Linked DNA regions of Homo sapiens: region 2 is linked to region 1. A link is a contact called in ENCODE Hi-C or POLR2A ChIA-PET data. All regions are on one chromosome and are shown on one strand. Each heading gives the region's core, a stretch centred on a gene start or an enhancer-like site at or near the end of the contact. The rest is flanking DNA. Distances are from core to core; before and after follow the strand shown.

Evidence for each region. Hi-C counts contacts between places; a loop is a spot of excess contacts on that map. ChIA-PET counts read pairs that join two places held with the same protein, here RNA polymerase II (POLR2A). Pooled maps may share reads with other maps.
Region 2: a map of PC-3 shows a loop between it and region 1 (3-fold over the local background). The contact joins two enhancer-like sites. A Hi-C loop is called at or near these places in 4 of 168 maps with a recorded cell type or tissue (HepG2, PC-3, PC-9 and 1 more) and 6 of 50 pooled maps. POLR2A ChIA-PET finds 5 or more read pairs at or near these places in 7 of 52 experiments (A549, HCT116, HepG2 and 4 more).

What each region holds. Positions count from the first base shown.
Region 1 is chr7:99,160,809-99,165,042 of GRCh38, reverse strand. It overlaps a transcript of KPNA7 not described here. Among named protein-coding and RNA genes, the nearest start is that of SMURF1, 19 kb to the right of the region's middle. Within about 2 kb of position 2,547, at least 10 of the 41 ENCODE cell types and tissues checked have a DNase peak (open chromatin) inside an H3K27ac peak, as active enhancers do; they include PC-3 and mammary epithelial cell, where a contact is called at or near this core.
Region 2 is chr7:99,194,839-99,199,072 of GRCh38, reverse strand. It overlaps KPNA7 (karyopherin subunit alpha 7), which reads left to right. Exons shown (of 11, transcript NM_001145715.3): 4 at 2,907-2,989; 5 at 3,735-4,003. Among named protein-coding and RNA genes, the nearest start is that of KPNA7, 11 kb to the left of the region's middle. Within about 2 kb of position 2,397, at least 2 of the 41 ENCODE cell types and tissues checked have a DNase peak (open chromatin) inside an H3K27ac peak, as active enhancers do; they include PC-3 and mammary epithelial cell, where a contact is called at or near this core.

The DNA.
Region 1 (4,234 bases), core at 1,298-3,797:
CAGCCTCCTGAGTAGCTGGGATTACAGGCACATGCCACCATGCTCGGCCTCCCTAGTAGCTGGGACTACAGGCGGGTACTGCCATACCCGGCTACTTTTTGTATTTTTAGCAGACGGGGTTTTGCCATGTTGACCAGGCTGGTCTCAAAACTTCTGACCTCAGGTGATCCTCCTGCCTCGGCCTCCCAAAGTGCTGGGATTACAGGCGTGAGCCACCACACCCGGTCTGAGACTTTGAATCTTAAACCCAGGGGCTGGGGACAGAAGAAATAGCTCATGTGTCTTTGATGACTCCAGTGGCAAGCCCTGCTGTGGATGTTTCCAGTGGCTACCTGCATCCTGCCTCTCCAGGCCTCCTTTTTGGTCTTAGGTGCTCTCCCATACTCTTTCGAGAAATTTTTTTTTTTTTTAAATTCTTTAAGTTTTAGGGTACATGTGCACAATGTGCAGGTTAGTTACATATGTATACATGTGCCATGGTGTGCTGCACCCATTAACTCGTCATTTACATTAGGTATACCTCCTAATGCTATCCCTCCCCCTACCCCTACCCCACAACAGTCCCCGGAGTGTGATGTTCCCCTTCCTGTGTCCATGTGTTCTCATTGTTCAATTCCCACCTATGAGTGAGAACATGAGGTGTTTGGTTTTTTGTCCTTGCCATAGTTTGCTGAGAATGATGGTTTCTAGTTTCATCCATGTCCCTACAAAGGACATGAACTCTTCATTTTTTATGGCTGCATAGTATTCCATGGTGTATATGTGCCACATTTTCTTAATCCAGTCTATCATTGTTGGACATTTGGGTTGGTTCCAAGTCTTTGCTATTGTGAATAGTGCCGCAATAAACATACATGTGCATGTGTCTTTATAGCAGCATGATTTATAATCCTTTGGGTATATACCCAGTAATGGGATGGCTGGGTCAAATGGTATTTCCAGTTCTAGATCCCTGAGGAATCACCACACTGACTTCCACAATGGTTGAACTAGTTTACAGTACCACCAACAGTGTAAAAGTGTTCCTATTTCTCCACATCCTCTCTAGCACCTATTGTTTCCTGACTTTTTAATGATCACCATTCTAACTGGTGTGAGATGGTATCTCATTGTGGTTTTGATTTGCATTTTCGAGAAATTCTTTTTAAGTAGCCAGAGTAGGTTCCTGTTGCTTGAGACTGAGGGATCTTAAGTGATGCCCATGAGGAGTAGAAAATGATACCGTAACTCGAGACATTATTTAAATCCAAAAGATTAAGTCCCATTCTGTCAAAATAGAGACAGTATATAACATTTGAATTTTTACATTAAATAATGTTAAATAGGTAATATTTGTTATATATAAAATACACACTAGGCCAGGCGTGGTGGCTTATACCTATAATCCCAGCACTTTGGGAGGCTGAGGTGGGAGAATCACTTGAGGCCATGAGTTCAAGACCAGCCTGGGCAACACAGCATGACTCCATCTCTATAAAAATAAAAAATTAGCTGGGCATGGTAGTGAGGATCTGTAGCCCCAGCTACTCAGGAGGCTGAGGTAGAAGGGCCACTTGAACCCAGGAGTTCAAGGTTACAGTGAGCTACAATTGCACCACTGCACTCCAGCCTGGGCAACAAAGTGAGACCCTGTCTCAAAAAAAAAAAAAAAAAAAAAAATATATATATATATATATATATATACACACACTCATATTTATAGTGCATATATAAAATATGTATATTATATATAAATATATTACAAATTTAATATATTTGTAATTGAAAAAACATATTGAAAAAATGGTCCTATGACTTCAATACAATAATTTTTGTTTGCATTTCTTTTCTAGGTTGAATTTACATACACTTTTTTTTTTCTGAGGCAGAGTTTTGCTCTTGCTGCCCAGGCTGGAGTGCAGTCACGCAGTCTCGGCTCACTGCAACCTCCGCCTCCCAGGTTCAAGTGATCCTCCTGCCTCAGCTTCCCGAGTAGCTGGGATTATAGGAGTGTGCCACCACATCCAGCTAATTTTTGTATTTTTAGTAGAGCTAGGGTTTCTCCATGTTGATCAGGCTGGTCTTGAACTCCCGACCTCAGTTGATCTGCCTGTGTCAGCCTCCCAAAGTGTTGGGATTACAGGCGTGAGCTACCGTGTCCAGCCTTACATATACTTTTTTTCAAAGAATCTGATTGGAATACAGATTCTTTTTCAACATCTTAAAGCATTTTTCCCCCTATTCGTAGATTGTAGTTGAAGGGAGGTGGAAAGGTGAGATGGTTTACAAAGATAGGTCTTTGAGAAAAAATTTTTTTAATTAAAAGAGCTGGAAGCCCTGTTGAGCTTAGTCACTGTTGTCCGAGTGATCTAACCTTGTTGGCTCAAAATACTGTCAACCTCTTTTTTTCCTTCTCTTTGCATGACAAAGCAGCCTTTGTAGTTTGAAGATACTAATACTGACTTGCCTAGCAAGGTTTAAAAAAAGGAGCAATTTGCCTTTGGTATATGGTCTGGGTGCAAAGAGATGGTGTTAGTCACCTTCTGGCTGGGTGCCCACCTGCTTAGACTCGGGGAGTTGGGACGACTGGTGAGGCAACAAAGAGGAAGGAAGGTGTGAATGGCTATAGGTTGGTTTACGGTGTGAACACTGAACTGGAACAACTTTGACCTTTTGCATTTGCCCAGAAATTGTAATGTACCTCAAAGAATGCAATTCTCAGCTGGGCATGGTGGCTCATGCCTGTAATCCCAGCACTTTGGGAGGCCAAGGCAGGTAGATCACCTGAGGTCAGGAGTTCAAGACCAGCCTGGCCAACATAGTGAGACCCTGTCTCTGCTAAAAATACAAAATTAGCTGGGTATGGTGGCACATGCCTGTAATCCCAGTTACTCGGGAGGCAAGGTTGGAGAATCACTTGAACCCAGGAGGTGGAGGTTGTAGTGAGCTGAGATTGCACCACTGCACTCCAGCCTGGGCAACAAGAGCAAAACTCAATCTCAAAAAAAAAAAAAAAAAAAAAAAAATTGCAATCTTGGTTAGCCATGCACACTGCGTAACTTATCTGCTGTTTTTTCCTGAAACATGGACTGTGTTAATGATAATGGCATGCATTATAAGGCAGCACAGTTTGCTTTAAGGCATAAAAGAATAACTTGGAGCCATGAGCCCTGGGGTCAGTTCTACTCTTTTTCTAAATAGCCTAAGCCTGGACATGTCATGTAATTTCACTGTTAAGTGCCTCATTTGTGGATTCTTTTCTGTCAATTCCTTTGGGCTTCAGTTTTTTTCATCTGTAAAAGAAGGGGTTCAAGTGTCAAACAAGGCGATGCAAAAATGGTTATCCTCAATTTCCAAGTAAACTGGAGCTCATAAGGTTAGCCAACTTGCCCTTCATCTTTCAGTAAGTGGCAGACAGGGAATCACTAATAACTAATTCAAAGCCTCATGAATTAGTTACTTGCTATATAACAAATTTCCCAGAAACTTAACAGCTTAAAAAAATTATTATACAGAGTTTCTGTAAGGCAAGAATCTGGGGGACAATTTAGATGGTTCTGGCTCTCAAGGTCTTTTATGAGGTTGGACTTAAGCTGTCAGCCAGAATTGTGGTCTCATTTGAAGACTCAACTGGGAGAGGACCTACTTACAATGGTAGTATGTGGTAGTTAGAGGGTTTCAGTTCTTCAGTGGCTGATGGCTGGATATTTCAGTTCTACGCTACACAGGCTTTCCCTTGGGCTTCCTGAATCTCCAATAACAGGGAAGTTTGCTTCTCCCAGAGCAAGTGATCAGAGAGAGAGAGAGAGAGAGAGAGAGAGAGAGAGAGAGAGAGAGAGAGTTTGTGTACATGGGAGACAGAATCCCCAAGACAGAAGCCATGGTCCTTTATAACCTAATCTTAGAAGGCATGGTGGCTCACGCCTGTAATCCCAGAACTTTGAGAGGCTGAGGTGAGCACGTCACTTGAGGTTAGGAGCTCGAGACCAACCTGGTAAACATGGTGAAACCCTGTCTTTACTAAAATATACGAAAATAAGCCAGGTGTGGTGGCACATGCCTGTAGTCCCAGCTACTCGGGAGGCTGAGGCAGGAGGATAGCTTGAACCTGGGAGGTTGCAGTGAGCTGACATCATGTGACTGCACTCCAGTCTGGGTGACAGAGAAAGACTCTGTCTCAAAAAAAAAAGGTGGCATACAATCACTCTGCTATACGATAACCTTGTAGGATGTGGGAGGAGCTATGCAGAGGTGT
Region 2 (4,234 bases), core at 1,148-3,647, 34 kb before region 1:
TTTTTTTCAGTTTGCAGCATATAACTCTTGGATTTCTTTCAATAAATTTATTACTAAGCATTTTATTCTTTTTATGTTGTAAATTAAATTGCTTTATTTTGATTTTTGATCACTGCTAGCATGTAAAGATACAATTAATTTTTGTATATCAATTCTGCAACCTAGCTGAATTTTATTAGCTCTAGGCTTTTGGTGTAAATTCCTTAGGATTTTCTACATATAAGATTAAGTCACTTGCAAATAGTTTTATTTCTTCCTTTCCAATCTGGGTGCACTTTATTTGTTGCCTAATTAATGCATCTAGAACTTCCAATGCCATGTTGGATAAAAGTGAAAAGAGCAATATCCTTGTCTTATTCCTGATCTTGGGGGAAATCTTTTAGACTTTCACCATTAAGTATGAGGCTACCTCTGAGTTTTTTGTAGATGCCTTTATCAGAATGAAGAAGTTTCCTTTTATTCCAGTTTGTTGAGTGTTTTTTTTTATTATGGAAGTATGTTGAATTTCATTAAATGTTTTTTCTGCATTGAGATGATCATGTGGGTTCCCCCCCCTTTATTAATACGGGGTACTATGTTGATTTTTTTTCACATGTTAAACCACTCCTGAATTCCTGAGTTAAATCCTAATTCATCATGATGACCAATATGTTGACCATATGTTTCATACGTTTAGGCATTTGGTTTCCTCCTATTTTGTTGAATTTTTGCATCAGTAGTTATAAGGGATATTAGCTTATACTTTTCTTGTAATATCCTTGGTTTGGTATCAGAGTAATACTAGCCTCTAAGAATGAGTGAGAATTTTTTTTTGTAAAGTTGGTAAAGTTTTTTTGTTGTTGTTTTTTTTGAGATGGAGTTTTACTCTTATCACCCAGGCTGGAGTGCAATGCTGCAATCTTGGCTCACTGCACCTCAGCTTTTTGGCCTTGATGCTTTCTGATAAGAAATCAGCTGTTAATCTTATTGAGGCTTTGTACATGAATTGCTTCTCTTTTGCTGGTTTCAATGTTTTTGATTCTGTAGTTTTGGCTTTCAACAGTTAGATTATAATATGTCTGGATCTTGGGATTTATTCCGTTTGGAGCTCATTGAACTTTTCAGATGTGTAGACTAATTATTCTATTGGATTTGGGAATTTCTTTGGCCATTATCTCTTTAAATATACTTTCTGCCTCTTTCCCTCTTCTCCTTCCTATTCTGCATTTGTTGGTATCCTTGATGATGTCCCACAGATCTCTAAAGATCTGTCAATTTTCATCTTCAGTCTCTCTTGTGTGTGTTATCTTCCTCAGACTGGATAATTCCAATTAACCTATCTTCAGCTTCACTGCTGCTTTATTATGTCTGCTTAAATCTGCTGTTAAGCCCCTTTAGTGAATTTTTGTTTCAGTTATTGTATTCTCCAATTCCAGAATTTGTATCTGGCTCCTTCCAATAACTGATATCTGTTCACTGATATTCTCTATTTAGTGTGACAGCATTGTTGCACTTTAGTTCTTTAGTCATGGTTTAGTTCTTTGACTATATTTAAAATCTTTGTCTAGTTCAACATCTGGTCTCCTCAGGGACTATTGCTATTGATTGCTTTTTTCACATATATATGTATATGTGTGTGTCACACTTTCTTTGCTTGTCTCACAATCTTTGTTGAAAACTAGTCATTTAAAATAGTGTGACAACTCTAGAAATCAGATTTTCCATTGCCCCAGGGTTTGCTGTTGTTGCTGGGTGTGCTCGTTTAGTAGTTTGAGCTAATTATCTAAAATCTGTATTTTTTTGTGATGTGTGGCTGCTGCAGTGTCTGCTTGGTTTGCTCAGTGGTCAACTAATAATTAGAGACTTATTTTAACACTTCGAACCACGAAGAAAAGAACACTCAATTTTTGCCAAGAAGCTCTGTGTTGGGGGCATGCGTTCACCACTCAGCCAGGCAGTTGACAATTCTGACGTAAGCCTTCACTTCCTGTTTGCACAGAGCTTCAAAGTCAGTGAGAGGGAAGAGCTGAGGGTCTTAGTTTTGTTGTTGTTGTTGTTGTTGTTGTTGTTGTTTTTAAGCATATGCATAGCCCTATACATGACATTCCCTTTCAAGTTTTTTTGTTAGCCTGTTGTTTATCCCAACTCTTATTCAACCTCTCAGGTAGCTGTGAAGTTAAACAACTTCCTCTGTTTTCAATGAACATTCTTAGGGAAAAGCCTTTTCATACTGACTAAGCTCTGAGTCAAAATAGTCTGTAAGTGGGATCTTTCAGGGAATGACCAGACAGATCAAATAATAATTTTCTGGGAATGAGGCTCCAAAGGAGGACCTACCTATTTTGCCTCTTCTGGTGGTTGGGAGGCTGTTGGTTTTTCACAATGATTGTGGACTGTTGGTTTTCAGGGTTACCATGGAGCTGAGGGTGGGTGGGAATAGGGCAAGTCAAAATGCCACAAAGCTCTCATGCTACTTACTGAGATTCAGCTGTCTTTCTTGGATAAACACTTCCTGGCTTGAATAAAACAATTGGCCGCAAGCCTTTGGTCAATTTCTACAGTGCTGAAAAAGTTGATTCTATTTTTGTCAGTTTTCTCTTTGCCTATGTGGAGGAGAGAATTTTTTGGATGTCCTTAGTCTGCCATTTTGTTTTGTATCCACTAGCACATTCTTACTGCACGGGATAAAAATGTTCTTGGGATCCAACTAATGATAGGAATTACTTCTCCCCTAAGCATGGGAAGGAACACACAGATCTGTGAGATCTGTGGACTATATTCTCCCCTCCCCAAATATAGAACAGCATGCAAGATGGGACATCCTGTTCAAGCCAGGCTGTTTTAATCAGATGGATGATGGCTAGAGTAGGTGATGTTTACAGCTCATTTTGGCAGACAGTCTGACCTGAATGTGTCTCTTCTTGCAGGTCAGCCTCACTCTGGGTGAAATAATCAAAGGTGTGAATAGCTCAGATCCAGTCCTATGTTTCCAGGCCACCCAGACAGCCAGGTATCTCCAAACAGACTTCTGCTGTTGCAGGTTCATAGTTAGCAATGAGCGTCAGTGATGGCTGGAGCGCCGGTGGCCTATTTGGTTTCTTGGCATTGGCAACATGCCCGTAAAACACAGGAAAAGGCTAGCCCATCTAAAAGACGAAATTGCTATTCTACACTGTCCTTGAGGGCAATTTAAAAGCTTCGATGTGTTGTCAGAGATGAATTGCTTAATTTACATTGGCCTCTACAGAAATTTCATCTTGTAGATAACACCTTAAAGGGGAAAATGTTGATTTAATACCGAAAAATGCTATCGGTTGAACACTAGGATCTTAAGTAGCTCCGGCCCAGCTATGTGGCTTATGTATAAAAGGAGGTTCTTTTTTTCTCTTTTGAGATGGAGTCTCACTCTGTCACCCAGGCTGGAGTGCAATGGTATGATCTTAGCTCACTGCAACCTCCGCCTACTGGGTTCAAGTGATTCTCCTGCCTCAAGCCTCCAGAGAAGCTGAGATTACAGGTGTGCACCACCACACCCAGCTAATTTTTATATTCTTAGTAGAGATGGGACGGGGTTTCACCATGTTGGCCAGGCTGGTCTCGAACTCCTGACCTTGCGACCTCAAGTGATCTGCCCGCCTTGGTCTCCCAAAGTGCTGAGATTACAGGTGTGAGCCACCGCACCTGGCCTAAAAGGAGGTCCTTAATACCTCTCTCACTTGACCTCCCCCTCCCCTGCCCTCTCTTTCATTGCATAGGAAAATGCTATCCCAGGAAAAGAACCCCCCTCTGAAACTGGTCATTGAAGCGGGCCTCATTCCCAGGATGGTGGAGTTCCTGAAGTCATCACTTTACCCCTGCTTGCAGTTTGAGGCTGCCTGGGCCCTGACCAACATCGCTTCAGGGACTTCGGAGCAGACTCGTGCCGTGGTAGAAGGGGGAGCCATCCAGCCCTTGATTGAGCTCCTGTCTTCCTCCAACGTGGCTGTGTGTGAACAGGCAGTGTGGGCTCTTGGTAATATAGCCGGTGAGACTCTCCCCTTAGTGGGCTAAGAAAACGGGGCCAGGTGTGTGGGATACTATAAGGTTTCTTTGGGTGGTGGGGTATACTCGATGTCCCAGAACACTTTGCCATGTAAATACCTAGAAGTGCTGGCAAGGGTACAATGAGCTGTTTCCAAACTCAAAGCCAGGCCAGGCACGGTGGCTCACGTCTGTAATCCCAGCATGTTGGGAGGCCAAGGCGGACGGATCACTT